Regions from separate parts of the Homo sapiens genome. Here region 2 is linked to region 1. A link is an interaction called in ENCODE POLR2A ChIA-PET data of the cell type or tissue named here. Cell type or tissue: A673. All regions are shown on one strand. Each heading gives the region's core, and the rest is flanking DNA. Links, peaks and the distances in the headings are about the cores only.

What was found. Peaks named below come from ENCODE experiments on the same cell type or tissue, not always from the same donor. Only the 100,000 strongest peaks of a DNase experiment are listed, where the experiment ranks them.
Region 2: POLR2A ChIA-PET joins it to region 1 with 5 read pairs; 2 of 35 experiments call an interaction of 5 or more read pairs at or near these places.

The regions. Positions count from the first base shown.
Region 1 is chr18:3,822,933-3,839,337 of GRCh38, forward strand. The region is part of intron 4 of DLGAP1 (DLG associated protein 1); the gene reads right to left. Among named protein-coding and RNA genes, the nearest start is that of DLGAP1-AS3, 47 kb to the right of the region's middle. In A673, for the core only: no CTCF peak of the experiment used is centred there; DNase peaks (open chromatin) are centred at 9,479, 10,029 and 10,379; H3K4me3 peaks cover 761 bases; H3K27ac peaks cover 5,000 bases.
Region 2 is chr18:3,459,287-3,475,691 of GRCh38, forward strand. It overlaps GAPLINC (gastric adenocarcinoma associated, positive CD44 regulator, long intergenic non-coding RNA), which reads left to right and starts at 6,964. Exons shown (of 3, transcript NR_110429.1): 1 at 6,964-7,071; 2 at 7,841-8,010. It overlaps LOC105371965 (a long non-coding RNA gene), which reads right to left. Exons shown (of 3, transcript XR_935106.3): 3 at 2,558-3,168. TGIF1 (TGFB induced factor homeobox 1) reads left to right here. Exons shown (of 3, transcript NM_003244.4): 3 at 1-692. RefSeq lists enhancers at 7,467-8,154, 9,852-10,642. In A673, for the core only: no CTCF peak of the experiment used is centred there; no DNase peak of the experiment used is centred there.

The sequences.
Region 1 (16,405 bases), core at 7,489-12,488:
TCCAGGAGTTCAAGACCAGCCTGGGCAACACAGTGAGACAAGATATTAAGATTCTAGTATGATGTAGGGACAGGAAGGGAAATGAATTTTATTAATTATTCACCCACTATTTTGACGGTAGTGAATACGTATAGGTTTAGCTATCCCAGTTCCACTTCTGGTTCTTGTAGCCAAGCCTCCTGATTTTGCTTTGGGAAAAGCTTTCTCCTCAATTCGAGGTCCATGTATTTCAGGAGTAGCCCAAGAGTTGGGGTAGGACAATCAGCAAATCACACTTCCTGGCTTCATTGCTTGGCTCAGGGCAGAGGTGAATGATCTAAGCTTACTCAGTCAGCAAGCATCTCTGGACCTGTGCATGAAATGCCAGGACAAAGATACCTCCTCTCTCACTGAATATATTAATAGGGATGCATGTGACCTTAGGACTTGTCGGTAGCCATTTTATAACATCTAATACACAAACATAATTTCACGTAATACAAAAACCTTATGTTATCTTAATGCCATTGCAATGATGAAAAAATTGAGACTTAGTGGTATTAAATAACTTAGACCAAATGTTACAGCTTGTCAGAATTGAAAGACAGGTTTGTCTTACTCAAATTTCTACACTCTTCTTCACACCAGGCTGCTGTCTATAAGAGTTTCAAAACTTTGTTATAGTAATTTTCTATTAAACCTAAAATTCAAGTGTTAAGTTGCTGAGAGATACAATCCCATAGCATTTTGGAACTTGTAACAAGTACTGAGTGTTAGATGCTTGGCCCAGCACTTTGGGAGGCCGAGGCGGGCAGATCACCTGAGGTCAGGAGTTTGAGACCAGCCTGGCCAACATGGTAAAACCCTGTCTATACTAAAAATAGAAAAATTAGCCAGGCTTGGTGGCTGGCACCTGTAATCCCAGCTACTCAGGAGGCTGAGGCAGGAGAATTGCTTGAACCTGGGAGGTGGAGGTTGCAATGAGCCAAGATGGTACCATTACATTCCAGCCTGGGTGACAGAGTGAGACTCCCTCTCAAAAAAAAAAAAAAAAAAAAAAAAAAAAATAGAGGTCTAGGTCTATGGTAAATATATTTTTTCCACTGACTATATAGGAGATAAGCTAACTTAGAGCCCCTTTTTAGTTTTTAAGATAACTTCATTTTCTGGTGTATTGGAGGCATATCTGTTGGCTTGGAATTGTTAGTTGAGCCATCATAGCTTTCCATTATTGTTATAGTTACTAGTGTGCTGGTGTCTATCCACCATATCCTATGATGTTTGTGGCTATAATTCCTAGTTGCAAACATTGAATTCCCTGAGGCAAACTAGAATTTTGTGTCTGGTGTTCAGAAGCAGAGATGTGGGTAGAAGATTAGTGACCTTCCTCTTGCTGCCAATAGAAGCCCACATGTGGAAACATCATTCATCAACACTAATCCTTGGTGTTGTCTAAAATCACATAAACCTCTCAGCACATCTGTCTGTTGCTATACACACCCAACTACTTGTCAAACTTGTATATTAATTTTTTCCTTAGGACACAAAATCTGATAATGTTATTATTAACAAATAGTATAGCTAGAGTCTATAAAATATCAAGTCAATCATCTCAAGTATTAATACTTAATTTTAAAATTAAAAATTTTAAAAAAGGTTTCGGCAAATATTTTCCTTTAGTCTATTATCAATTTTGAAATATTAAGTTTCTTAAATGAGGCTTACTTGTGAATCATTAACTTACATATTTGACATTTATAAACAAAGAAAAATCTCAATAGATTTAAGAAGAGACACAACTCAGAGCCTCCTGCTTCTCGTCATCATCATCTGATTCCCACTGCATCTTGGGGCTGTTTGGACTTTTTATTCCAAGCTACATTTATAACACCTGAAAGCATACGGCATTCAAACGGGCCAAAATAATCTTTCCTTCCTGAATCCCATCCATTCTAATGCAATGAAACCGTCAAACCACATGCATCTAGTTCTTGAGATCGGGAAAATAACTGAATAATATTTTGGTGTCCTCATGCACATGTGTGATTCAAAATTCCACTTTCATAATCATCATACAGGGAAGTTGCCTCTTGAGGGTGTGTACTTTAAGCTACGTTTCAATCTACTTTCCACAGGCAGCAAGATATCTATAATGAACAGAGGATGTCCCACAAACATGTGTACAGATGAGTATGATACACTCAATAGTTATCCAAATCAGTGCTTCCAGGCTAGCTCAAGGTCCATTGAAAGGAAATGTTCCAACTGGAGTATTCATTACAGGGTTCTCTTCTTTCACTTTAAACTGATTACTTTGTGGTTAAGCTGGAGTTAAAAGTTCCACTTCTTCTGTGACTTTATCAAAATGCTTTAGAAGTATTCATTCACTTGTTCAACACATATTTATTGAGTATATACAGTCATCCTATGGTATCTGTGGGGGACTGGTTCCAGGATACCAAAATCCGTGGATGCTTAACTTCCTGATATAAAATGGTGTAGTATTTGCATATAACCTATGCATTATCTTCCCATATACTTTAAATCATCTCTACATTCCTTGTAATACCAAATACAATGCCTGCACATCACTTCATTTGTGTGGATTCAACATAGTACTCAGGGTTCAGCAAATTCAAGTTTTGTTTTGTGCAATTTTGTGGATTTTTTTTCCAAATATTTTTGACCCATGGTTGGTTAAATCCACAGATGCAGAACTGATGGATACATAGAGAGGACTGTATCATGAAACAGGTGCTATTTTAGGTACTGGGGATACCGCAATTCACAGGCAGAGAAAAAAATCTCCGTTCCTCAAAGAACTAAAAATAGAACTACCATTTGACCCAGCAATCATAGTACTGAGTATATATAGGAAAATAAAGCACTCTACCAAAAATACACCTGCACTCACATGTTGATCACAGCCCTATTAAACTATACTAAAGTCATGGAATCAACCTAGGTGCTCATCAATCGTAGGTTGGATAAAGAAAATGTGGTACATATACACTATGGAATACTATGCAGCCATAAAAAAAGAACAAAATCATGTCCTTTGCAGCAACACAAATGCAGCTGGAAGCCATTATCCTAAATGAATTCATGCAGAAACGGAAAACCAAATACTGCCTGTTCTCACTTGTAAGTGGGAGCTAAACGATGACTACACACAGACATAAAGATGGCAACAGTAGACACTGAGGACTCCAAAAGAGGGGATGGTGAAGGGCAAGGGTTGAAAAACTATCTACTGAGTACTATGTTCATTATTTGGATGATGAGTTCAATAGAAGCCCAAATCTCAGTGTTATGCAATCTATCCACGTAACAAGCCTGCACATGTATGCCCTGAATCTAAAGTTAAAAAATAAAGCTCTGCTGTCATGAGGAAGGGAAAGGACAGACACTAATAAAATGGGCAAAATGTATGTTAGGCAATGATACGTACTATGGAAAAATGAAAGCAGGAAAGGGGGAAGACTGTGTGGAGGAGAGGTGGGTGGTGGGATAGGCATGTTAATAGTGGCATCATCGCAGGCTACATTAAGAGACCTCTAGGTACCGACTGACTGGAGTCAGGGACTCTGCCCTGGGGTCTGGTGGCAGAGTGCTCAAGGCACAAAGAAGCACAGATGAGAAAGTCCTGAAGAAAGGGCAGGACTGCCATGCACACAGCGGGAGGCCAGGTGAGTGGAGTGGAGTGAGAGGTGGCAGAAGGTGAGGACAGTGATTTGGGGAGTGTGGGGGTCCATTTCAGGAGGCTTTACAGGCTGTGGTAAGGGCTGTGGCATGTACTTGGGGTGAGATGGGAGTAGAATGGAGGCTTTGATGAGATACAGACACATTCTAGTTCAAGAGAATCACGCAGGTTGCTAAGTTGAGAATGGCTCAAGGGCAACAAGAGTAGAATCAGAGACCCTTGGAGGCTCATGCAATAACCTAGATTGTAGCTAAAGGGGAGGAGCCAGGGCAGAGCAGCGGTGGAGGGAGAAGATAGGGCCAAGAGGTTTGCTAACGATGATCTGGATGTGTGGACTGAGAAACAGTAGTTAAGGGCGACTCCAAGGTTTTTGACCTGATCAGCTGGAAGGACTGAATTCCCATTAGCTGAGATGACAAGGCCTAAAGAAGGAGTAGACTCAGGATGGAAATTAGGAGTTCAGTTTGGGATGTAGGAAGTTTGAAATGCCCATGGGTCATCTAAGCAGAGATGTTGAATAGGGTAGCTTACTATCTAAGACTGGGGCTTCAGGGTGGCTGCAAACATCCCTGTGGGCATACACCTGGGACTTAGAGCTCTGAGAATGAAGGAGGTGACCTAAGGAGTGAGTGTTGGTAGAAGAGAGAAATGGTCCAAGAGCCATGTCCACTCAGCATTGCTCCACCCTTAGAAGTTTGGAGCTAAGAAACCACAAACTAGGCAGGCTTAAAACGATCAACAAAGGGTGTGTTGTCGGTCCTGGAAGCTGAGTGAAAAAAGTTTTTCAAAGAGAAAGGAGTAACGTACTGTCACATTGACTTCTTCCCGTGATCTTAATCCCATGGGACACTAAGTCAGCAACGTTAATTTTATCTCTTAGTCTCAGTTGCCATAGACAAAGGATTCTGCTGTTCATGAATAGCTTTATCTTCCCAGCAAGATGCAAACTTCTTGAGAGCAAGGCTTTTGTTTTCTTCTTTTTCTCTCTCTCTCTACAGCAGTGGCTTTTAAATAGCTTTTGGCTACATCTCACAGCAAGAAATACATCTTACTTTGGAAACCAGTATAAGCACGTATACAAGTGAAAGACAGAGAGAAATACTTAACCTTTTGGCATGCCACACACTGTCTTTATTTTCATTCTCTTCTGTTGTATTCTATTTAATTAAAAATAATGGTGTTTGTGACCCATTAAATTGATTTCACTACCACTAATTAGTTGCTACCATTGCTTAGAAAAGCACTACTGTTAGAGTGTCTGCCACAGTGCTCTGCCACATTCATTATTAATCAGAGAGACACTGTTATTCATCTTCATTCCTTCTCAAGTACCTTCTATAAAGCAAGTACTTAATAGATGCTTGCCAAATGAATAGTTTTGAGACCCTAAAGTAATACTTCTTGAATTGGGCTCCTTGGTCTTTAGTTACCTTTACTTTTACTGATTGTACTTCTGTACTGATTGTAGTCGTGTAGAAGAATATTTCTTAAAACCTCTGTGTCTTCAGAATAAACACAGACCTGCATGTCTTTTTAAAGAGGTCCCTGTGTAGCCAAGAGTCAGACAAAACACCAGCCAGGGTTGGAGATGACAGCCCAGATGAAGTGAGTCCATCATCTGGGTTATCACATGTGCAAAGTTAGGGCAAGAATCCTGAAGTTTGAATGCTTTTTCATGTTCTTGTACATCAGCCTCTGGGGGCCAGGGGCAGTGGTGTTCAAAACATTTTTAAAAACAAGACAGGCCAGGCACAGTGGCTCACGCCTGTAATCCCAACACGTTGGGAGGCTGAGGCGGGAGGCTTGCTTGAGCCCAGGTGTTTGAGATCAGCCTGGGCAACAGAGCAAGACCTCATTTCAACAAACTATTTAAATATTAGTTGGGTGTGGAGGCATGTGCCTGTAGTCCTAGCTACTTGGGAGGCTGAGGTGAGAGGATCTCCTGAGCCTAGGAGCTGAAGGCTCCAGTGAGTTGTGATCAGGCCACTGCACTCCAGCCTGGGTGACAGAGCAAGACTCTATCTCAAAAAAAAAAAAAAAAAAAAAAAAGGACAAAAAGACAAAACAAAACCTTTAAAAAAAAAACTTTCAAGAACAATCCCATCTTTTTATTATAATTTACATAGTATTCAATGTCAATATGAAATATTGATTATTTAAAAATGGGAGTAGAAATCTTTCATTAAATATCTATGACCCAAAGTCGATGGAGCTGGGAAAATCATTAGTACTAACAATGTCTTAGAATTTTGAAATGCCCAACTACAGAAATGATATATAATTTAACCCAGACATTTCATTTAAAGAATCTTTAAAATAAGAGCCAGGTACATGGTAAAGTCCTCAATAAATGTTAGCTAATGTTTAAATCCTTCTCTATAGAGAATGCTTATAAAAGTGGCACTGAAGAAAATAAAATATTTTTCCACCATGTAATTCTTACTTAGGTAGTTTTTCACTTATAAGGAAGGAGGATGGTGCAATGAATACAGTACATCAGGTCAACCTGAGTTCAAATCTGACTCTACTTAGACCAGACATGTGATTTTGGCCTAATTACCTGAACATCTTTTAACTTCAGGTTTTCAAACATAAAGTGAGGACAGCAATACCTACTTCAGAGACTGACTATAAAGATAGAGATGATATAAAGTAACATATGACATGCTAACTCATTCAAAGTGTATTTGTAGGTTGCTTTTTCATATAGTAATCATGTTTAAATAACGGTTAAGTTCCCACATGGTGCAAACCCTTAAAGCTTGTTTCATTCATGATAGAGCTGACCCTTAATGGATTGTGCAATAGATCCAAGACTCTCTGAGCTTGGGGGTGGGAGGGGGTGGAGGGTGGGGAAGGTTAGTACACTTGGGGGAATCTCTAGAGGCCTGTGTATAGGGGACTGTGGATCAGTCAGGGTTCTCAGAAGAGAACAGGAAAAAAAAAGATTTATTTTAGAGATGACTGTGGTGAGTAGCAAGTCTGAAATCCACAGGGTGGTCTGGCAGGCTGGAAACTCAGGCTGGAGTTGATTCTGCAGTCTTGAGACAGAATCTTGTCAATAAAACCTCAATTTTTGGTCATAAGGCCTTTCAACTGATTGGTTGAGGCCCATCCACATTATGGAGGGTAATCTTCTTTACATAAAGTCTACTGATTATAGATTTTAACCACGTGTATACAATTACTTTACTGCAACACCTAGATTAGGGTTTGATTGGGCACTGGGTACTCTAAACTCAGCAGGTGGCTGCACAGAACTAACCATATAGACAGGAATTCGGGTGGGCAGCTTCTGAGGCAGTGGGAGGGAGACTTGATGGGCAGACAGGGCCGCTGCAGTGCTTATTGATATTCAGATTCTCTTCAGCTGTGAGCTGCATATGCTCCGTTCATTTTCTGAGGAACTATGGTTTGGGTCAAAGACGTGAGTGTAAAGACCATCTCCTCACTGGTTGTTCAGGAGACCCACAAAGGCCATGTAAGCAAAGTGAGACTCTTACTGGCTCTGTACCAGCACCTAGCAAGGTGCCTGGCATGTCAATTTCATTGACAATGTTCTTTAAGGGCAAAAGAGTCATTCATGGAATTTTTATTTCTTGTTGACAAATGAACAGGAAAATCTACAGTCACCTGAAACATCCCACCATGGTAAATAAACAGGAAATTGGCCAGGCGTGGTGGCTCACACCTGTAATCCCAGCACTTTGGGAGGCTGAGGTGGGCGGATCACGATGTCAGGAGTTCAAGACCAGCCTGGCTAACATGGTGAAACCCCATCTCTATTAAAGATACAAAAAATTAGCCGGGTGTGGTGGCACATGCCTGCAATCCCAGCTACTCGGGAGGCTGGGGGCAGAAGAATACCTTGAACCCGGGAGGCGGAGGTTGCAGGGAGCCGAGATCTTGCCATTGCACTCCAGCCTGGGAACCAGGGCAAGACTCTGTCTCAAAAATAAATAAATAAACAGGAAATTTATAGACTCATCTTTTATTTAAGCCCTTTGTATTCTGAAAGACAAAGAATTCCATAATGCCCGGCCTTGATAAAACAAATATAGAGCTAACCTTAAAAAAATCAAGATTTACTGTAGCAACTTGCACATACTACTAATGTAACACTGATCACATTGTTTTAAAACCATTTGTTTATAGATCAGTCTCACCCACCAATCTGTAAGCAACTTGAGAGGAGGGATGATGTCATTTGTCTGGCAGAGACCAATATTCATTCCTATAATTCTAGTTCTAAGCAGAGTATAAAAGAAAACAACATATTGTAAAGTAAAAGTGCTCATGAAATCTCTAATTACATCACTCAGGTTGTACCTATTTTATTCAACTGAGAAATAAAGTATGGACACCTTTCATCCCAGATTTTCCTCTACCAAGGGCAGGGAAGAAACCTCGCAATGGTTGTGGGCAAACAGGGATCATGGAGGAACACATCTCCGTGCACGAAGTTGCTGGTGCATGTGTGTAGAGGGGGTATGAATGACCAGTATCCAGAAGAGAGGCTCTTTTGGCATCCAAGGAGCTGCAGTTGGATGTTGCTGTGGAGATATTTGGGGAAGCAAGGCCACAACCCCCAGCAGGGTCAACTGAACTCTACTAGGCCCAGAGAGACCCATCACCAGATCATGGCAGGACGAGTCAAACAGAATCTGAAGACTGTCATCTCACCCTGTGTATTCCAAAGCACATTTTATGGATCACCAATCCTTTTTTTTTTAATACTTTAAGTTCTGTGATGCATGTGCAGAACATGCAGGTTTGTTGGATCACCAGTCCTTAGAAATGTTCTGTGAAATGTGGTTCCAAGAGGGTTTGGGAGATGCTTTATACTGTATTGTTCTCTTAAAGAGTTTCCATCCATATGAGCATCTTAAAGATTCTAGGATGTCTGCCAATATAGAATTCTGAATACAGTACTCAGTTTCTCAAATTCAACTCCTTTTCTTCACATTAATATCTATTCAAATCATCCTTTGGGAAATGTCAGCTTCTTCACATACAAACAAAGAAATTGACATCCAGAATGTAAATTACAGCTTATATGGCTAATAAGTGGCAGAACTGGGTTAGAATTCAGATCTCCTTTGGCCCATTGCACTTTCCCAGTTCATCACACTGCAACTATTTATCTCACCACTGAACTCTTCATGAATACCTTTCAACAAATTCTGTGAAACTGTTTTGATCTCCCTATATCAACATGTAGAAGACAAACATGAAGGAATGGCTACTGTGTATAGGAGGGACTCAGCCTTTGGAAACTTCATATTTTGTGTCAAGCCTGTGCCAGGATATGTTTCATTCAAGTTATCAGTGCAAATGAGAGGTGGTAATAGAGACATGTAAGTGACATGGATCTATACAAATAGGTTTGGGTCACATCTTGTATTTTACACCAAGAACCTAGATCATGCCAACCTTTTGATGGTAAAAACTGTAATGAGAGAAGAATGCTTCGTCAAGATAATAAATGATTACCTTTGCATATAGAAATAACCAGAACCCATGCATGCACACTCCATTATTCCTTCTGTCTCCCGACATTGACTGGAATTCAGTCTTTAGTATCCTCTCTCTGTCACACACACATGAACGCACAAGCACACTTCATATTCAGTGATGATGTTTTTCCTATTACAAAAACTGTGAACTACCCATGGACAGTAATAATGCAGATATATTTCATTTGAGAAAGGCTTTCTTTTGTCATTTTCTTTCTTTACCTTTTTGGTGATGAGTCAAGCTGACCTGCTGGGTGAGATGGTTCAGATATTCATGCTTCCTCCTAGTAACGATGCTGGCTTTCTGCAATTCAAATGACCCACTACAGCTGCACGAGTAGGCACTTAGCCACCTACTCCAGTTAGTAATTATTCGTTTAGACTAAAAAATTCTGAATCAATAGAAAAACATTGAATTAAGCCTCATTTTTGATATCTCATTTGACAAAGGAATCATGTTATTTTTCCTTGCAGTGGATTTAGATAAACATCCAGAAAAAAAAAATGTTTTGTGTTGGAACGGCCACAGAGAACCTTCTTTTTTTTTTTTTCCCAGGAGGGAACATAATTCTAAGTCAGGAAAAATAATTTATGTGGCTTCCTAGTTTCTGCCCAAACCAGCCATATGCTCTCAATATTACTGGAAGAAGTCTGAAACAGAAAATACAAAGTAGGGGCAAGAAGGCCCTTGTGGGGGATGCAGGGGTGGAAAACGGGAGGCAGCTTAGGTGCCCCCCCCATCACTGAGGCAGAGGAGTGAGAGCACCTTTCTCCTTTGTACACCCACTTGTCTGTCAACTTTCCTCCTTCCATTTGAGGCTGCTCCTGGATGTAAATTTTGACCTGCTTTCAGTTGTAATAAATACATGAGGCATAGAAGTAAGAGAAGCTCAAATAGCTTTCTAAAGGAGAATCTCATAAATAACAGTAGCTTTTGTTGTGCCCTATTACATTGGTGGTGTAATTTTCTTTTTTCTTTAATTTTCTATGAATTATAAGATTCCTTCCTTCCTTCCTTCCTTCCTTCCTTCCTTCCTTCCTTCCTTCCTTCCTTCCTTCCTTCCTTCCTTCCTTCCTTCCTTCCTTCCTTCCTTCCTTCCTTCCTTCCTCCTTGTTTTTTTTTGACAGGGTCTCACTTTCTCCCCCAGGCTGGAGTGCAGTGGTGCAATCACAGCTCACTGCAGCCTCGATCTTTCAGGCTCAAGCAATCCTTCCACTTCAGCCTCCTGAGTAGCTAGAACCACAGGCACATGCCACCACGCCCAGTTAATTTTTGTATTTTTGGTAGAGATGGGGTTTTGCCATGTTGCCCAGGCTTGTCTCAAACTCCTGACCCTCAAGTGATCTGCCCGCCTCAGCCTCCCAAAGTGCTGGGATTACAGGTGTGAGCCACCGCATCTGGACTGTTTTGTTTTGATTTACTAAACAGCTTTTATTTTTCTCTTCTGTTACACAGAAACAAACAAAAAGATAATTATTTTGTTTGGGAGGCATTTGGGTATCATGAAATATTTAAATCAGAGATTTCTAGCACGTGTGATCAATGAAAATAGAGGGAAACTAGGACTTCTGAACTGATTTCCTTTTGGAGCATTCTCATAGATGAATCTACAAGGATACAATGATTTGTCTGAATGATAAATTTACCTGAATAATTTATCTGAATGATAAAATTTTGATACCTTTATTAAGATACTTGAAGGTGTTGGTTTACAAAAGATTAAGTACCACAGTGTAAAAATTCTATTGTTGCATTAATTTGATTAGCAATGAAAAACTCAGAATCCATTTCTAAAGAAGTTGATAATACAAATAAAACATTTACCTAAAGACTGACTATACACAAATAATTTCTGCAATTTATCCAACTCATAAATTGGTATAGAGATTTATGGGCCGGGCGTGGTGGTTCACACCTGTGATCCCAGCACTTTGGGAGGCCGAGGCGGGTGGATCATGAGGTCAGGAGATCCAGACTATCCTGGCTAACACGGTGAAACTCCGTCTCTACTAAAAATACAAAAAATTAGCCGGGTGTGGTGGCGGGCACCTGTAGTCCCAGCTACTCAGGAGGCTGAGGCAGGAGACTGGCGTGAACCCAGGAGGCGGAGCTTGCAGTGAGCCGAGATCGCGCCACTGCACTCCAGCCTGGGAGATAGAGCAAGACTCTGTCTCAAAAAAAAAAAAAAAAAAAAAAAAAGATTTATGTAATAGATGATTAATCATAGCACTGGTTGTAAAAGCAAAATGCATGGTAGTGAATACTGTTCCCCAATATGTATTGCTAATATACTAGTTCTTTAACATGTGATGTTAATATAGTACAAAGTAGCTTCATTAAAGAAAGAGTTTTGATTTGATTCAATCCTGTGTTCCCGGTGTCTGGAAGTGAGCTTGGCACACAGTAGATGAGCATTAAACATTTGCCAAATGAATGGACACTCCATATAATCAAATATATGTACATAGGTGAATGTGTACGTACACATATACATATTTGTATGTTTGACTATATGTAGAAAATAGCAGAAGGCGAATGTTAAAATGGTAACAGTGATGGCTGCCTTTGGTTAAATAAGACTGGAACACGGTGGGGGAGGGAGCTTTTACTTTTAACCCTGTATCAATCTGTACTATTTGAATTTTTTTCACAATTAGCATATGTAACTTTTATTAAAAAATGAATTCTGTGAAAGAACCCCAAATGTACGACCACTGGAGATCTGCATTTTAGAATTTGTGTTGTCTTTACATTATCTCACCTTAAAGATACAACTCCATTATGTACACGATAACCTAAGGAACAGGCTTTGACTGGAAATTGATGAAACTTGGACCACAGAATCAGAAATTAGAATCTTCAAAGAATCGTCATTACAGATTATATTTTGCTTTTCCATTTCTTCAGCTTCAACCAGAATTTTATATTCAAAGTTAAGAAAATTTACATGTAACTGTATGCAAAAACCCATATGGCCTGTGTCAGTCTGTACCACTTATTTTCAATGAGATAAAATAGCTTATTTAAACTTTGAATTTTCCCATTGGGTTTAGATGATTTAGCTGTTTATCCAGCAGCCCTATACTTAAAAATAGATGAGATGACATTTGTGGGTTCTTTAAAAAAATACCCTTTGGAGAAAGAAGCAGAACACTAATGCCATATTTACCATTTACATTATATAAGAATGGCAAGTTTTTATAGAATGAGTGCTTCATAGAAAATATCCTCCTTTCTGGCCAGGCGTGGTGGCTCACGCCTGTAATCCCAGCACTTTGGGAGGCTGAGGGGGCAGATCATGAAGTCAGGAGATCAAGACCATCCTGGGTAACACGGTGAAACCCTGTCTCTACTAAAAACACAAAAAATTAGCTGGGCGTGGTGGCGCGCGACTGTAGTTCCAGCTACTTGGGAGGCTGAGGCAGGAGAATCGCTTGAATCTGGGAAGTGGAAGTTGCGGTGAGCCAAGATCGCGTCATTGCACTCCAGTGTGGCAACAGAGCAAGGCTCCGTCTCAAAAAAAAAAAAAAAAAGAAAATATCCTCCTTTCTAACATAAAAGCTATAGCTCTTCTGTAACCAGTCACAATCATTGCATATATGAGGGCATCCCACATAAGTTTCATTATTTGATGATTATAATTAATTTAATGGAAACATAAACATGGTTGGAAAGTTTCCAATAATAGCATAGGAAGATTTTTCTCTCCCTTCTCCCTTCCAATTATGTAGTGCCTCCCCGCCATCGCCATCATTCTTTTATCAATTATTTATTGTGTGTCTGCTATGTGGGAGGCACAGTTGTTATAAAACAAATATAAAGTTGATGTTGACTATATTTAACTTGACCTTATATACCTATTTAATAATTATAGCAACCTGCCAAAAATGAGAAGTGATTAATATTAGCCCTAAACCTGCTGTCATACGATTCCACAGAGTTCAAGATAAGAATTAACATAAGTTAAGCTGAAAATATACTGTCACCTGAAATTGCAAACTGGGTAGGTATACAGGAGAACGATAGTCAATTAAAGTATGAAATATTCAAATCAGTGTTCCAATCTTGGTAGCATTGCTGATGGCAAAGGATGATGACACCAGGAGGAAATGAAAGCAAACACATCACTTTCCTACTCAGAATAGTACACCTATCTTAGGATCTTACTGATTTTATTTATTAAAAAAATACACTTTAGGAGAAAAGTGCATTTATCGGGTAATATGAAAGAGGAAATGAGGTCTGTGTGAGGGCATGGGTATATGCCATCACTATGCAACATTTTAATCTTCAGTTTTTATAGGAGTTTCCTCTGAGCACTCATCAAAGGTAATGGGATTAGATTTTTTTTCTTCCTTTGTCAAATGTTTTCCTCACCCTGAATACTGTCACACACGTCGCAGGTGGATGAGATTTGTCCACTGAGGAGGAATTGCACTTTTCGACCCTCCTAGGATGTGACTTGAATACCTGGCTTGTTCCATGTTGGGCTTGCCACCTGCTCCTGCTCTGAGGTAGCCGCTGACCTAAAGGCATCGCAAGGGTGGTGAGGTGAAGAGGGAGCAAGTGTTCTCAGCCACACATTTTTCCATCTCCCCTCAGAATCCACCTCTCAGAGGTAGCCTAAGTGGCCCTCCTACCGGATGCGTTGTTTTATCACGACTGCAGCTTTCTTTTCTTAGATTCTGCCAATGCTTTTAATGGGCTGGTCCCCTGCGAAGAGCAGGGATTTTGTGTTTTCTTTTGAAGAGCGTGGTAGATTTCTGAGCACCCTGTGGCAGTCTGTAAAAGTGATAAATACAAATGATGAACAATGAAGCAGGCTCTTGAGTTCTGGGGCTGGCTACAGGAGAACTCAGAACGAGGGAAAAAAATAAATCAATTTCTAACACAAAGGCAAGATTTAGCCTCTCATTAGATCCAACTGCTACATGTAAAGAAGTTTGTTAAGAAAATGGCACAGGGATTTTGTGAGGTGGAGCCAAGCCTGCGAAATAGGCTTTCAAGATGTGTTTTCTATCTTCCTTCCAATTTTGGGTGCTATGATGTAACAGGATTTTGAAATCCAAGCATATGTTATTTTCTTTCTTCTTTTCCTTTTATGTTTAAACCTCCATTATGATGAATTAGCTTTCCTTCCTCAATAATTTAGAGTTTATTTTCTATAAAAAGGAAGCATTTAGAAATGTGATATTAGGCATATGGCCCCCTTTCAGATCCTTCCAGTTCTATTTGTATATGGTTTTAGACTCAGCTGTAAATATATTAATTTATGCAGCAATGGATATTATAAATCCTACACTTTATATAGATGTAGGCTCTTTCTTTTCATAAACAAAACTTGAAACAATACTAAATTTTTAAAAAGATAGACATAATTGATAATTTCACTTTGAGAAAGCAAAGTAACCCAGATTGTAAATGTTATGGACAAAGGCTGGGCGCAGTGGCTCATGCCTGTAATTCTAGCACTTCGGGAGGCCGAGGTTGGTAGATTGCCTGAGCTCGGGAGTTTGAGACCAGCCTGGGCAACATGGTGAAACCCCGTCTCTACTAAAAATACAAAAAAAATTAGCTGGGCGTGGTGGTGTGTGCCTGTAAAGCCAGCTATTTGGGGGGCTAAGGCACGAGAATTGCTTGAACCTGGGAGACGGAGGTTGCAGTGAGCCAAGATCAAGCCACTGCACTCCAGCCTGGGCGACAGAGTGAGATTCTGTCAAAAAAAAAAAAAAAAAAAAAAAAAAAAAAAAGTCAGGGACAAGGATAAATGCAAATTGTACACATTTCTCTCTCTTGATTTTATGATAGTTTGGAAAAGAACCATTTTTTAAAAACCAGTATATTACTAATGGATGGCATCTAATGTCTTAGTAATTAAAAAAAATATAGATTGGGATGGAGCCACAGAATTCAACAATGGGGAGAAGAGAGAAATAGAAGGCAGAGACAATTTTAGAATAATAGTCAACTGTCTGTGGAAAAAGGGGAGCTTCAGTTAGTGAATGAAAGAATTGAGTTTTCCTGATGTTTTCATCTAAGATTACCCTCATACCACATGCACAGGGCTTGATCATAAAGTATTTGAAGTTAGTAAAAATGTAACTAGTCCAGTTGAGCTAAGGAAATATCAAAATGTCAATTGTTCTTTCCCAAGTTTAGTCAAGCTAATCAGATTCTTTCAGTTGTTAAGAAATATTCTGTTGTATGGTTTATGTGTAAATATGACTAGAAATTCTCAGCAGTGGTAAAGCATCGTAACTGGGCATGGTTGCTACACATATTTGTATCTCTGATAGTGCCTGGCATTGTCCCTTGCATACACAAAAAGTTCAAAACTACATGCTTAAAAGTGAAGGATTTCACTCTCCCCTGAAAGCACTCTATTTGATAGAGAGCAGCACTCTTTTGTGCTTACAGCAATGAGTAAACTCTTAGAGCCAGGTTGTGAACTGCTTGTTGTGGATATATGCTGTAGACATTTAATCACTTGATAACTCATTAGTGATATATTTAATTCATCTAAGATGATTTATGTTTCAAATGTGAACATGATGCTTTACCATTACTTTTACTATTTAATAAAAAGATAATTGTTGCATCCATTTATAAATTTTGCATTAAACATGACACATTTATCTTTTCAAAGAAAATAATTGTTAATCTTAGAAAATTTTCCTCAAATGTGCAATACACCAGGCAAAAACCAAACTCTGGTTTTACTGTACTTGAAAATAAATTAGCATGCATTTCACATGGTATTTTGTTATTCTCCTTTCATAGCCTGCTTTGGTTAAAAAAAAATCATGTCATAAAAGAGATGGCAAATTAGATCTGGGAGTGAAGAAAACTTGTTCCTAAATTTTATCTTAGATATTGAACTACTAAATAGATGATAATGAAATTAATGTCTATTTCATGCATGAAGCAGCTCTATTACGTGCTTTTATAATTTCTTGCTTTTGAGAGGTTAAGGTGGAAGGGCTTATTTTCTTTAGACACTGATCCTGGGATTCATGAACTTCATTATTCTCTTTATCTTATGATAACTATGCCCACAGGGTACAATTAATGAATTAATTCATCAATCCACTCATTCACATTTATCGAATGCTTCCTGTGTGCCAAGCACTGTGCGAGTAGAAACCACAAGAATCAATAAAATCAATAGACTTATATTTGTCTCTAGGGGGTCTACTGTCTATTGGG
Region 2 (16,405 bases), core at 5,068-10,067, 370 kb before region 1:
TCTAATTTTGAAACTATTTTAGAAAGTCCCTACTGTAGAAAGAGCTAAACTCAAAGACTTTCCTTGTAAGTGAAAGAAAAAAACTGCTGATGATTACCAAGAGGCGTAAGAAAATTAGGTGAGGGAATGTTGTGCTCTAGCCTGTGGGGTGCAGCTTCGTAGGGCACATCAGCTTAGAATGGTCTGGCCTCACCTCAGAGAGTCACAGAAATAGACAAAAACCCAAAAAGTACTAGTAAAGTAAATACAAGGAACAAAATAAACATTAATAAAAATGAATGACGCAAAGGTGATCCAGAATCATTACTTGCTCCAACAGCTAGATCAAAGGCTGAACATTTTGCTTTAGTATAGATGAGGGAAATGAGCAAGTCCTAAAAGGTTTGCCCTGTTACGGTGTTTCATCACTCATACTGGAAGGAGAAGGAAAGGAGCCATATGACTCATTTAAAAGAAAAACTGTAAGTCACCTTAAATTCCCTATGTTTTACTTCATTTTTTCCCTATTGAGGTTGTTACAGGTCATGGTTGATAATAGTTGGTGTTGAATGAATGTAATCCATTATTTAAAAACAGGTACATTTAAGTGAAAAGATAAATGTAAAAAGCTGTTCATATCAAAGCCAAATAGAAATGATTTTTATGCTTATAATTTACATGGTGCAATATATCTTTTTAATTTGTTTACTTTTCACCTATTTGTGTTTTTGAAGTTCATCCCATAGCATATAGTTTGGGTCTTGCTTTTTTATTTAGTCTAATGATCTCTGCCTTTTACTTAGCATTTGTCAATTTACATTTACTGTAATTATTGATATGTTTAGATTGAGTTTACCATTTGGCTTTTTTCTTTGCTCCTCTTTTCCTGCCTTCTTTCAGGTTGAATATTTTTATTATATATCATTATATCATTATTATTATATATTATATATCATATATTAAGATATATGAGAATATCAGCATTCTCATATATATAATGTCTTTTTCTCTGATTTTGTTTTAATTTCTCTTTTTAAAAAAGTATTCTTTTTTTTTTTTTTTTTTTGAGACGGGGTCTCGCTCTGTCACCCAGGCTGGAGTGCAGTGGCGTGATCTTGGCTCACTGCAACCTCCACCTCCTGGGTTCAAGGGATTCTTGTGACTCAGCCTCCCAAGTAGCTGAGATTACAGGCATGCACCACCATGCCAGGCTAATTTTTTTGTATTTTTAGTAGAGATGGGATTTCGCCATGTTGCCCAGGTTGGTCTTGAACTCCTGGCCTCAAGTGAATTGCCCTCCTCAGACTCCCAAAGTGCTGGGGTTACAGATGTGAGCCACCAAGCCTGGCCTATTTTTATAGATTTAGGGGGTACAAGTACAGTTTTGTGTTTTAATTTTTCTATTGGTTTATAAACTATACACCATATTTTTAAAATGGTTCTTCTAGGTATTACAGCATACATCTTTGACCTACTACCATCCACTTAGGGTTAATATGATACAGCTTCATAAAATACAGAACCTTGGAACAGTATAGTTCCATTCACCCTCTCCTCTCTTCCTTGGTTTTTCACATATATTACAGCTACATACATAATAAACGCAACAGTACGATGCTATCATTTTCACTTAAAACAAGCGTCATTTAAATGATTAAGAGAAAAAAGAATGTATCTTTTATATTTGCCAAACATTGACCATTTCTGATGTTCTTCATTGTCTCCTATAGATTTGAGTGACATCTGAGGTCTTTCCTTTTCAGCTTGAATGATTTCTTTGAGAACTGTAGTCCAGTGACAAGTTTAGGCTCATTGAAACGCTTTGAAAATGAGTTCATGGAAAATGACTTTATTTCACTTTAATCTTTGAAGGATCATTTCACTGATGGGGAATTCTGGGTTGATAGCTTTTTTTCTTACAGCACTTGGCAGGCATTTATTGTCTTTTGGCCTCCATTGTTTCTGATGAGACATCAGCTGTCATTTGTATCATTCTCATAAATATAATGTCTTTCTCTGGCTGTCTTATTTTTGAATTTCAGCAGTGTCACTAAAATATGCCTAGGTATGGTTTGTTTGTACTTATTTAGCTGGGGGTTCATTGAACTTTTGGATCTGTAAATCTATTTTTTTTATTTATTTTAAAATCAAACTTGGGGAAATTTTGGCCATTTTTTCCATTTATTTCTTGCTTTCCTGTCTCAGAACTCCAGCAAATTTACATTAGATCACTTGAGGTTGTCCTGTATGTCTCTGAAGCTCTTTTCTTCAGTCTTGTTTCTGTTTTAGATTGAATAATTTGTATAATTTATTTGCAATTCACTAACTCTTCTGCTGTCTTCAGTCTGCTCATGAACGTATCCAGTGGACTTTCATTATAGTACTAGTATTTTTCACATGTAAAATTTCCACTTGGTTCTTTAGTATTCCTAATTCTCTGAGATTCCTCATTACTAATTATGAATATATATCCTTATAAGCATTTATAATAGCTGCCTTAAATACTTGTTTGCTAATTGTAACATGTCCTAATCAGAATCAGTTTCCATTGATTATATTTCACTTCTGTATGGGGTCATTTTTTTTTTTTGCTTGTCTAGTGATTTTTTATTACATGCTGGACAGTATGGATGGTACATTAATAAAGACTACGGATTTGGCTACATTCCTCAGAATAGTTAACTTTTGTCCTCAAGCAGCTCATTCGCCTGAACTGAAACTTCAAACCATCCTGTAATGGATAGCAGCCGAAGTCTCTGATTAGTTTTCAGCTTCCGGCTGCTGCCTTTCAATGGGCCCACTGGCGTCTCCCCTGCTGCACAAACCAACTAGGGATTTGAACAAAATTTCTGTTCAGAGGTTGAGATTTGCTCCTTCTTCAGTTCCCCTCTTTCCAGAATTCTTCTCCTAACTTTCTTAACTTTTGCTCTGCTCTGCCCACCCCATTTCTGTCCTTGACATCTCAAGCCACTGAAGATGCAGCTTTCTGCCACCCCTAACCTTCTGAAGAATGAGGACTGCCTTCAGGCAAAAGGTGCAAACTTGTACATCTTGAAGTTCTCTTCTTTTAGGGGAAGACGACCCTCCAGTTTATGCTTTTGGTTACTCTTCAGGCCTTCAACTAGCTTTTTGTTTGTTTAACTTTTTGTTCATTCACACTTCATGATTGTTAACCTGGAGGGAATTAGTCTGAAAAAGGAAAAAAAAAATCCACTATTACTAGAAACTAGAATTTTACTATAGTTACTTTGAAACTCCAAATCAGTGGTTCTCAAACTTAACTGAACACTGGAATCACCTAGAAAGCTAAAAAAAAACAAACAAAAAACAAAACAAAACAAACAAAAAAAACTGTGGCCTCGAGTTGGGAATTTTTAGAAGATCTCTTAGTGATTCCAATGCATAGACAAGATTGAGAACCATTGCCTTAAATAATTCTTTAAATCAGCCATTGTTTCTGTCCTTATCCAGAACATGGGGAGTTGACCGTTCTTTTTCCAGACCTAAAAACAAAACAAAACAAAAATTGTTTCTGTAGTCTTTTTTGTTTGGACAGAAGGACTGAAAATTAGAGTCTTACAGAAATGTAATTTGTCTTACAGAAATATAATTTGCTGTAGAATTATTTTGTCACCCAGGTCAGCTTGTTCAATTAGAGTTTAGCATAAATTTGATATTTGGTACTATATACACATAGCTCATACCATATGTAAAGCTAAGCCTCTGAGTGATAGACCCCAAAACTTACTGCAGGAATACAAAATATTCATTTGTATTCAATCAAAAAGTAAAATTTATCTCTGGAAACTGGCCAGAGAGCAAAAAGCAATGTTTAGAGATCAGTTTTAGGTCTCATTCAGCTCATTAACAGGAGAATGTGTCAAGTCTTAACCTCCAAAAATCGTGACCTCTAATTAAAAACAGGCTATGTTCTGGGCTGAGTTTTATGATTCAGAGGCTGAAAAGAGAGACATTCAACAAATGCTTTGTGGCTGAAAGAAGAGCAGTAACTTAGGGTTGATGGTTACAATAGCACAGCTGGCAAAGAAAGGAAGCATGAGAAATCAATGAATAAAAATAATAAGTAGTACAGAGATTTAACTAAATATCAAGGAAACGGGGTTTTTGAATGAAATGTGTTATAGACATCAATAGAATGTGCAACCTTTGAAGCACACTGTGGGTGACTTAGAAAGGAAACCAAATCCAATGATGGAAATTTACTCAGGTTTAGAAGGAACATATTTATAGACAAATATTTAACATAGAGGTAAGGAAAATAAAACCATGGAGGGATTTCAGAAGATAAATTGTTACTCTAGGAAGTGTCAGCTTGTTTTGTTTTTTAAAAATATTCCAAACTATTTTCCTTTTTTTTTTTCCTGAGACAGGGTCTCATTCTGTCACCCAGGCTGGAGTGCAGTGGCTCAATCTCGGCTCACTGCAACCTCCACCTCCCAGGTTCAAGTGACTTTCCTGCCTCAGCCTCCCAAGTAGCTGGAATTACAGGCGTGTGCCACCACGTCCCACTCTTTTTTTGTATTTTTAGTAGACACAGGGTTTCACCATGTTGGCTAGTCTGGTCTTGAACTCCTCCTGACCTCAAATGATCCACCCGCCTTGGCCTCCCAAAGTGTTGGGATTACAGGCGTGAGCCACCGTGCCCAGCCTCCAAATTATTTTCTTTATAAAGAAAATTACTGAAACTTGAACATATTCTTATTTGATCAGATCATTCTAACTTATGATCTTAGGACAAATTCAATTCTCCTATCTTGTCTCAAATTTTTGCTAATATATATTTTAATACTCTAAAGGCATAAATTATCTCCATATAAATTGTAATGTGAGGATAAGGCTTTCAGAGACTGTAAATAGGTTGAAATGCAACAAAAGGTACACATTTAAATTTTTACATATGCCTCTTTTAAAAAATTATCCTGTTTAACAAGTCAAAACAACTTTTTGACTGTTACCTAGTCTGATTATTAATGTTTTATTGCTTTTAATTTCTTTCCAATGATTTTCAGGGATTTTTTGGTGGTGGTGGTTATTGTTTTGAGAATGGATCTTGCTGTGCCACCCAGGCTGGAATGCAGTGATGTGGTCATAGCTCATTGCAGTCTTGAACTCCTGGGCTCAAATGATCCTCCTGCCTCAGCCTCCTGAGTACCTAGGACTACAGGTGAGCTCCACCAGGCCTAGCTTTTAAAATTTTATAGAGATGAAGTCTCGCTGTGTTGCTCAGGCTGGTCCCAAACTCCTGAGCTCAAGCAATCCTTCTGCCTCGGCTTCCCAAAGTGCTGGGATTACAAGTGTGAGCCACTGTGCCTAGCCTGATTTTCATTTTGAAATTTGATTTACTTGAATGATTCTGTGAAAAGCCCAAGTGTATTACATTAGTCAACATCTTTTCCCAGCTGAGCGTGGGGGCTTACCAGTCTGGGCAGCATAGCGAGATCTTGTCTCTACAAAAAAATTAAAAATTAGCCAGGCATGGTGGTGTGCACCTTTAGTCCCAACTACTTGGGAGGCTGAGGCAGGAGGATTGCTAGAGCCCAGGAGTTTGAGGCTGCAGTGAGCCGTGGTTGCGCCACTGCACTCCAGCATGGGCAACAGAGCAAGGCACTGTCTCAAAAAAAAAACCAAAACATTGGCCGGGTGCTGTGGCTCACGCCTGTAATCCCAGCACTTGGGGAGGCCGAGGCCAGCGGATCACGAGGTCAGGAGATCGAGACCATCCTGGTTAACACGGTGAAACCCCATCTCTACTAAAAATACAAAAAATTAGCCGGGCGTGGTAGCGGGCACCTGTAGTCCCAGCTACTCGGGAGGCTGAGGCAGGAGAATGGCGTGAACCTGGGAGGCAGAGCTTGCAGTGAGCCGAGATCGCGCCACTGCACTCCAGCCTGGGCGACAGAGCGAGACTCTGTCTCAAAACAAAACAAAACAAAACAAAACGAACAAAACATTTTTTCCCCTAGCCTGCTTGTACAATAAATCTACACAATCTAGAACATCATTTATTTTAAATTCTCTAATTAACAGCTTGATTCAGTCATTTCACAATGTATACACATATCAAAACACCATGTTGTATACCATAAATATATACTTTTGTTAATTGAAAAAATAAAAGTAAGAAACTTAAACAAAAAAATAGCCCAGCCAGGCGTGATGGCTCACATCTGTAATCCCAGGGCTTTGAGAGGCCAAGGTGGGCAGATCACTTGAGGCTAGGAGTTCGAGACCAGCCTGGCCAACATGGTGAAACCCCATCTCTACTAAAAATACAAAGATTAGCAGAGCATGGTGGTGCATGCCTGTAATCCCAGCTACTTGGGAGGCTGAAGCAGGAGGATCGCCTGGACTTGGGAGGCGGAGGTTGCAGTGAGAGGAGATCACGCCACTGCATTCCAGCCTGGGCAAGAATGAGACTCCATCTCAAAAACAAATAGATAAATAACAATAGCTCTTTCCATTATAGTGTTATTTTCTGGTATCATCTGTAAACCCAGTATTGAAGTGAAAGTGTTGGATTAATTTGAGAAGGAAAAGATGTACTTATCAAACACCTTATATTAAATTATTATCTATTATATTATTATTGTATTTGTTGAATACCACATATACATATTTAGTCCTCACAACCCTAATGGGACGTGTTATTCCCATTGTGTAGCTGAGGAAACTGACACTCTTCAAAGTTCAGCTTGTCTGTGGTTACCAGCTGTAATGGGGCCCCCAGTCATGGGGTGATTCTGTTTGCTCACACTCTTTCCACACCCTATCCCCGAAATGAAACAACTTGGAACTGTCTCCATTTTTATTATACTGTTCAATAAAAATTTGGGGGTTGCTTTGGCAGATAATCATATGCAAGCTCTATTTTCCAAATATCTCAACTTATTTTTCTGCTCTCTCGAATTCCTCCCTCCCCTCCCCCATTCCATTTCCTTGTGACCACATCTGCTTCTTGGAGAGACTTGCAGGATCTGACACATCCTCTTGGTTTCCTAAGTCTTATGACTAGCCAATGCCTGAAATAATGAACTCCTCCAAGGCAAGAAATCTGTTTTGAAGCTTCTCTGCGTAAGTATTAACACTTAATCTATTATTCGATGCATTTCATTTCCCTTTGTAGGTATCGGTTTTCTGAGCCTGCAGCCTTAGGCTAGTACCTTTTTTTTTTTTTTTAAGTTAGTTTCTGTTTTTTATTTGAGCTCTGTTAGAATCTTTAGATCTATCCAGTGGCTATAGTTTACTCTGTGCTGCGCCTTTCTGCTTTCTCTCTGCAAAAATTATGGCTTTTTAGCTATATTTCCCCAAACAGAGGTGAGGTACTGCTCTTATACAAATACTTGAAGTTATAAATCCCACCTGCATTAAAAGGAAAGTGAAGATTTATGACAATGCCTTCCCATTCTTCTCTTTCAACCCCAAAACCTCCACCATTTTTGAAACAAGGCAAGTTCTTTAGGGCTGGAGGTCTTCAATGGTATACACCATGAGGTAAAGATCAGCTTTAAAATAAATACGTACCTCCAAGGGAAGAAAATTGAACAGGCCATTCATTACTTTTCCTTCAGAAAGCTAAGGTACAACAGGAATAAACTTAACTTGTGAAGGTTTTATGAAAGGATTGCCACCTCCTGCCTTGATGAAAAGATTAACCTGATTTGGTGAAATATGCTGCTATTTGCAGGCAGGTGCTGGCCTGATTCACCAACTCTGTGTTAATTTGAGCCTGCAGAGGTACCTTTGATCAGCTCTCAGAGCCTCAGCAGTGGCTCAGGAAACATCAAAACGCTGTAGAGCAGGCTCTAATCTCAGCCTTCCTGTTTCTATGCTTGCTCACTAGGTTCACACACAGCAGCCTGGTTTCCTGGAAGGGCATTTTCCACATTGTGCGTTATGGATGATCATCCCAGGCATCAGGTGTGAAGCCCTGCATCCACATCCAGGGGCTATCAAATCTCTCTGCAAAAGGAGAAGCTGGACTCAGGCACGTTTACAGTGATGTGTATGCAGGTATATGTAAATTAATGCCTGCGTCTAATGCTGGAAGTAACAACAATTCAGTTCCGGGGAACTCTGTTGTCGTAATGCAGCTGCTAAGTGCAACATATTCTGTCCATGAAGTTGACACCTGGATAACAGGTTTGGGTGATAGTAACTGAGGCTTTGGCAGTGGATTGAGAACTCTGAGCTAGAAACATAATGGCAGTACCCTTTACTAAGCCAGGGTGGTAGGTCAGATAGCATGGGTATTTTTTCGAAAAGTTGAGCTCTTACCCTTTTTTTTTTTTGAGACAAGGTTTCACTTGTCCAGGCTGGACAATCATAGTTCACAGCAGCCTCACCATCCCAGGCTCAAGTGATCCTCCCACCTCAGCCTCCTGAGTAGCTGGGACTACAGGTGCACACCACCACACTTGGCTAATTTAAAAAAAAAAAAATGTACAGGCTGGGCGCAGTGGCTCACGCTTGTTATCCCAGCACTTTGGGAGGCCAAGGCATGGGGATCACCTGAGGTCGGGAGTTCAAGACCAGCCTGACCAACATAGAGAAACCCCATCTCTACTAAAAATACAAAATCAGCCAGGTGTGGTGGTGCGTGCCTGTGATCTCAGCTACTCGGGAGACTGAGGCAGGAGAATTGCTTGAACCCGGAAGGCAGAGGTTGCAGTGAGCCGATATCGCATCATGCACTCCAGCCTGGGCAACAAAAGCGAAACTCCGTCTCAAAAAAAAAATTTTTGTACAGACAGGGTCTCTCTATGTTGCCGGGGCTAGTCTCAAACTCCTGGGCTCAAGTGATCCTCCCGCCTCAGCCTCCCAAAGTGCTGGGATTATAGGCATGAGCCATTGCCCTTGGCCTCTCATCCTTTTTACTCTCAATGACAGGTTCATACTTGCCCTTGGGCTTTATTTCCCTTTCCAGGCACATTTCCCTTAACTCTGCTCCAGAGTCTTACACTCCCATGTTTGGAATTTTAAAAAATTGATGCATTTTTTACATTGCATTGGGAGATATTTTAGAACCACTGGGGAGCTGGGCGCGGTGACTGACATCTGTAATTCCAGCACTCTAGGAGGCTGATGCTGGTGGATTACTTGAGGTCAGGAGTTCAAGACCAGCCTGGCCAACATAGCGAAACCCTGTCTCTACTAAAAATACAAAAATTAGCCAGGCATGGTATCGCATGCCTGTAGTTCCAGCTACGCATCAGTAGGAGGCTGAGGAATGAGAATCACTTGTACCTGGGAGGCGGAGGTTGCAGCGAGCTGAATTTGTGCCATGGCACTCCAGCCTGCACAACAGTGAGACTTTGTCTCAAAAAAAAAACACTAAGGAAACAGGGGAAAGAGAATTGAACTTCTGTAGCTGCTCAAGTCATTTGGCATCTCTAAATCTGGGCTTCTTCATCTCTCGTTATATAAAAAAACAGATACCTAAATTTCAAGGTTGTTGAGGATTAAATGAGGTAACAATGTAGAACCTCTTTAGAGTTTTAGAGCAAAGCTGATTGACCTACAAATCCATGTTATTGTTGGATCTTAGATGAGCAAATCTACCTGGCTCAGGTTCTGACTCCGGTTTCCACTTGCCGCCTGGGAGGTGACTGTCCCCAAGTCCGCCTCTGAGGTGGTCCTGCTGGGTCCTGGCCTCGCCTATTTCCCACACCTCTCGTCTGCCTTTCTCCAGTTTCTTACAACAGCAGCAGTAAAGTTCCCTTCCCCCGATCCTTAATGCTGTCTTTACTTCTCTCCTATGATGTTATACAAGGAAGTAGTGTGAGGGCTTCAGGCGGGGGCTGTAGGCTGGAGATAGTGGTGGCTGTTGTAGTGCTGATGAGGTCATCATCATCCCTGAAACCAAGCTGCGTGATTTTTTTTTTTACCACTGGCATCATTCCTATAATGCAGAAAACAACACCAGGTCTTTTTTTTTTTTTTTTTTTTTTGAGACCGAGTCTCTCCCTGTCACCCAGGCTGGAGTGCAATGGCGCAATCTCGGCTCACTGCAACCTCCACCTCCTGGGTTCAAGTGATTCTCCTGCCTCAGCCTCCCGAGTAGCTGGGATTACAGGCGTGTGCCACCACGCCCAGCTAATGTTTTGTATCTTTAGTAGAGACGGGGTTTCACCATGTTGGCCAGGCTGGTCTCAAACTCCTGACCTTGTGATCCACCCGCCTCGGCCTCCCAAAGTGCTGGGATTACAGGCGTGAGCCACCGCACCTGGCCCAACACCGGTTCTTTATTACTAAAGGGCTAACCACTCAGAGCCTCCAATTTGCTTTCTCCTTCTCCCTCTGGGCTCACGTAAGTAGAACACTCTGAAGAAGCCTCAATCTGCTTTTTGTGATTTCGATATGCAGTAACCCAAGCTGCCCCCGATACAGAAGGAAGAGAACTGAGCTTAGCTCCAGAAGACCTAACTATGACACTAGGCCAGCATAATACTAGCTGGGTGGCTAGGAGTAAACTAACTTCTTTGAGCTAGTTTTCTTGTCAGTAAAGCATAGAGTTGGATTAGATGATATCTTTAGCCTCTGAAATCTCTAACTTTCTAAGGACATAAATAATACATATAGATCTAGTAACAGTGTAGGCTATTTGAAATCAGTGAAAGTTCCATAAGATACCTCTCATCCTAAGCCTAGGTGAAAGGTTTGCCATAGAAGAAAATGCAAATAAAAAGTTCAGTAGAGGGCATCTCAGAATGATGAAATGATTGGTTTCTTTGGGCAAAACCATCAATAGGGTGATTTGAAACTTTCGGGATGACATTTCTGTCCAGAGAAAAGGACAGTCAGCCAGGCACGGTGGCTTGGCTCATGCCTGCAATCCCAGTACTTTGGGAGGCCAAGACCGATGGATCACTTGATGCTAGGAGTTTGAGACCAGCCTTGCCAACATGATGAAACCCCATCTCTACTAAACATACAAAAATTAGCCAAGCATGGTGGCCTATGCCTGGTGGCCTATGCTTGTAATACCAGCTATTCGGGAGGCCGAGGCAGAAGAATCGCTTGAACCTGGGAGGTAGAGGTTACAGTAAGCTGAGATCGCACCACTGCACTCCAGCCTGGGAGACAGAGTGAGACTCCATCCCAAAAAAAGAAAAAGAAAATAACAGTCTGGTCTAAGGGTTTGTTTTAGTCGAAGTAATAGGAATTGATGTGAAGAGGAAGCATCCCCTGATGCCAGGGCAGATGGTGGAGAGCAGAACACCAGGGTGGTACAGGGCAGAAGAGGGAGGGTGAACAGAAAGGGGTGGAGGAGACAGAGGCAGGAAGAGAGGGGGCATCATGGCCTGGTGGGTGGAGCCAGGCCAGCCCTGCTAAGACCAAGGGTGATGTTCTTCATCGGAAGAAGAAGGTGAGAAGACCTCAGGGAGCCTCAAGGACCTCCAAGGATGGAAAACCTGGCATTGATTAGGAAAATGACTGTGATTGTATCAATGTACACTTAGTTGAGAAGTCAAGGAGCATTTGGAAACTGAGAGAAAAGAGCCTTGTTACTTCAAGGAATAAAAATGTGTAACGTGCAGTCAGGACATAGTGCTTTTAAAACTGAGCTGTCCTTTCAGAGCAGCTGGGCAAGTGTTGGCTTTAATATTAAGCACATTTGGCCAGGCACAGTGGCTCACATCTGTAATCCCAGCACTTTGGGAAGCAGAGGTGGGCAGATCACTTGAGGCCAGGAGTTCGAGACCAGCCTGACCAACATGGTGAAAGCCCGTCTCTACTAAAAATACAAAAATTAGCTGTATGTCGTGATGCGTGCCTGTAATCCCAGCTACTTGGGAGGCTGAGGCAGGATAATCGCTTGAACCCGGGAGGCGGAGGTTGCAATGAGCTGAGATTGTGCCACTGCATTCCAGCCTAGGCAACAGAGCAAGATTCTGTCTCAAAAAATAAAAATAAAAAAATAAAAATTAAGCACATAGGGTAAGTCTTATTTGAGAGAGAGCTGCAGCTATGCAAGGCAGAATACTTTGAGTTCAGGACTGCCTTAGGCAAACGTGGAGAGGGACCAGGTGTGCAGTGAAGCGGGCAGGTATGAGTAGAGGACTCCGAAGCCTTTGAAATAGACCCAAGATCCCCAGCTCTGGTTGTGCACCTGAATCTTCTGGCAGTGGTTTTCCAATGCAGGTGTCTAAGCTCAGCCCTGGGCCAGCTCTGGAATTCACAGGGCCCAGGGCAAAGTACATATATATAGCCCCTCCCAAAAACACAAAAAACAGTATCATTAAAGGTACTCAAATGTCTTTTTCCTCTCTGCCAACTTGTCTTGGTGTTTTCTGTTTGCTATTTAAAATTGTTTTAAGTAGAGATAAACTACAATTTAAAATTATTCACATGAATTTTTACCACTTGGCTTTACATTGTGCAGTAGCAGTTTTCAATGGGAAAGATAAGCGCATTTAACTTAGAATCACCTAAGTTACACACTTTCTATTTCATTGCTTATGCATAGATATATGTTTTATTTTTACTAGAACAGGGGAAACACTACATACAAGTAACTAAGATTTTTTTCCTTTACTTTTTTTTTTTTTGAGATGGAGTCTTGCTCTGTCATCCAGGCTGGAGTGTAGTGGTGGGATATGGGCTCACTGCAACCTCCGTCTCCCAGGTTCAAGTGATTCTCCTGCCTCAACCTCCTGAGTAGCTGGGATTACTGATGTGTGCCACCAAGCCTGGCTAATTTTGTACGTTTAGTACAGATGGGGTTTCGCCATCTGGCCAGGCTGGTCTTGAACTCCTGAACTCAAGGTATCTGCCCACCTCGGCCTCCCAAACTGCTAGGATTACAAGCGTGAGCAACTGTGCAGGGCCTCTTCACTTCTTCTCTTATGAGATGGGGTCTTGCTCTGTTGCCTAGTGCAGTGGTGCCATCATAGCTCACTGCAGCCTTGAACTCTTGGACTCAAGTGATCCTTCTGCCTCAGCCTCTTGAGTAGCTAGGACCACAGGCATGCTCCATCAAGCCCCACTAATTTTTTGTAATTTTTGTAGAGATGGGGTCTCGCTATGTTGCCCAGGCTGGTCTCAAATTCCTGGGCTCAGGTGATCCTCCCAACTCGGCTTCCCAGGGTGCTGGGATTACAGGTGTGAGCCACTGCACTGGCTTTTTTTTCACTTCTTAATATGCTCGTATCCTACCATCACTCTACCTTTGGCTTAGTAAGGAAGGACTGAAAGGAAAAGGAACTGAGGGGTACCTTCTCTTTCCCTGTCTTTGTATGTCATTGTTTTCAGCATCAGTGTTTGGCTAATACAAGTGCACCTTGTACTAGCCTTGTATTGTGCTTTGTGTTACTGCACTTTCCAGATACCACATATTTTACAAATGAAGGTTGGTGGCAACCCTGTGTCAAGCAAGTCTGTCGGCACCGTTTTTCCAGTAGCATATGCTCACTTCTGGTCTCTGTCACATTTTTGGTAACTGTCACAGTATTTCAAACTTTTTCATGACTTTTATACCTGTTAGGGTAATCTGTGACCAGTAATTTTATTTATTTATTATTATTATTTTTTTAACGGAGTCTCACTCTGTCGCCCAGGCTGGAATGCAGGGATGCGATCTCGGCTCAATGCAACCTCTGCCGCCCAGGATTCAAGCGATTCTCCTGCCTCAGCTTCTTGAGTATCTGGGATTACAGGCACCTGCCACCACGCCTGACTAATTTTTGTAGTTTTAGTAGAGCCAGGGTTTCACCATCTTGGCCAGGCTGGTCTTGAACTCCTGACCTCGTGATCCACCCACCTTGTCTTCCCAAAGTGCTGCGATTACAGGCGTGAGCCACCGTGCCCGGCTGACCAGTATCTTTCATGTTACTATTGTAATTGTTTGGGGTCACCACGAACCGCACACATATAAGACAATGAACTTAATCAATAAACGTGTGTGTTCTGATTGCTCCACTGACTGGCTGTTCCCTCATCTCTGTCCCTCTCCTCGGGTCTCCCTATTCCGGGGGATAAAATGATATTGGAATTAGGCCAATTTATAACTATAATCACCCAGAAGAGTTCAAGTGAAAGGAAGTCAGAGGTCTTTCACTTTCAGTCAAAAGCAAGAAATGATTAAGCTTAGTGAGGAAGACATGCTGAAAGCTGAGACAGACCAAAAGCTGGGTCTCTTGTGCCAACTAGTTAGCCAAGTTGTGAATGCAAAGGAAATGGTTTTATTTTGTTTGTTTGTTTGTTTTTGAGACGGAGTCTCACTCTGTTGCCCAGGCTGGAGTGCAATGGCATGATCTCAGCTCACTGCAACCTCTGTCTCCCGTGGTTCAAGCAATTCTCCCTGCCTCAGCCTCCCAAGTAGCTGGAATTACAGGCCCTCGCCACCAAGCCCAGCTAATTTTTTCTATTTTTAGTAGAGATGGGATTTCGCCACATTGGCCAGGCTGGTCTCGAAATCCTGACCTCAGGCGATCCGCCTGCCTCCGCCTCCCAAAGTGCTGGGATTACAGGCGTGAGCCACTGTGCCTGGCCAAATGTTCTTGAAAGAAATTAAAAGTGCTACTCCAATGAACATACAAGTGGTAAGAAAGCAAAACAGCCCTATTGCTGATATGGAGAAAGTTTGAATGGTTTGGATAAAGATCAAACCAGCCACAGCATTCCCTTATGCCAAAGCCTAATCCAGAGCAAGGTCTTAATTCTCTTCAGTTCTGTGAAGGAAGCTGCAGAAGAAAAAGGTGAAAGAGGTGAGGAAGCTGCAGAAGAAAACCTGGAAGTTAGCAGAGCTTGATCCAGAGGTTTAAGGAAAGAAGCCATCTCCATAACATAAAAGTGCAAGGTGAAGCAGCAAGTGCTGATGGGGAAGCTGCAGCAAGTCATCCAGAAGATCTTGCTAAGGTAATTGATGAAGGTGGCTACATTCAATAACAGATTTTCAATGTAGACAAAACAGCTTTCTACTAGTAGAAGATGCCATCTAGACCTTTAATAGCTGGAGAAGAGAAGTCAATGTCTGGCTTTAAGCTTTAAGAGACAGGTTGACTCTCTTATTAGGGGCTACTGCAGCAGGTGATTTTAAGTTGAAACCAATGCTCACTTACTATTCTAAAAATCCTTGAGTCCTTAAGAATTATGTTGAATCTACTCTTCCTGTGCTCTACAGATGGAACAATACAGCCTGGATGACAGCATATCTGTTTACATCATGGTTTGCTGAATTTTTTTTTTTTTTTTGAGACGGAGTCTCACTCTGTCACCCAGGCTGGAGTGCAGTGGCACAATCTCGGCTCGCTGCAACCTCCTCCTCCTGGGTTCACGCCATTCTTTTGCCTCAGCCTCCTACAGCTGGGACTACAGGTGTCTGCCACCACGCCTGGCTAAATTTTTGCGTTTTTAGTGGAGACGGGATTTCACTGTGTTAGCCAGGATGGTCTCAATCTCCTGACCTTGTGATCCGCCCGCCTCGGCCTCCCAAAGTGCTGGGATTACAGGCGTGAGCTGAATATTTTAAGCCCACTGTTGAGATCTACTGCTCAGAAAAAAAAATTCCTTCCAAAATATTACTGCTTATTGGCAATGAAGCTAGTCGCCCAAGAGCTCTGATGGAGATGTACAAGAAGATGAATGTTGTTTTCATGCCTACAAACATAATATCCATTTGGCAGCTCATGGGTCAAGGAGTCATTTCAACTTGCAAGTCTTATTATTTGAGAAACACAATTTGTAAGGTTAGAGCTACCATAGTGATTCCTCTGATGGATCTGGGCAAAGTCAACTGAAAACCTTCTGGAAAGAATTCACCACTCTAGATGCCATTAGGAACATTTATGATTCATGGGAGGAGGTCAAGATATCAACATTAACAGGAATTTGGAAGATTCCAATTCTCATGGGTAACTTTGAGGGGCTCAAGACTTCAATGGAGGAAGTCACTGCAGATGTGCTGCAAATAGCAAGATAATTAGAATTCGAAGTGGAGCCTGAACATGTGGTGGAATTGCTGCAATCTCATGATCACATGTGAATGGATCAGGAGCTGTTTCTTAAGGATGAGCAAAGAAAGTGGTTTCTTGAGATGGAATCTACTCCTGATGAAGATGCTGTGAATGCTGTTGACAACAAAAGGCTGGGCATGGTGGCTCACTCCAGTAATCTCAGCACTTTGGGAGGCCAAGGCGGGTGGATCACCTGAGGTCAGGAGTTTGAGACCAGCCTGGCCAACATGGGGCCAAACTGGGGGCGTACTACCTATATATGTTTATTTATAAGTTCTATCCATATACTGCTGTATAGTCTCATTTTATGAAACCCCATCTCTACTAAAAATACAAAAATTAGCTGGCTGTGGTGGCAGGCGCTTGTAATCCCAGCTACTCGGAAGGCTGAGGCAGGAGAATCGCTTGAACCAGGAAGGTGGAGGTTGCAGTGAGCTGAGATCACACCACTG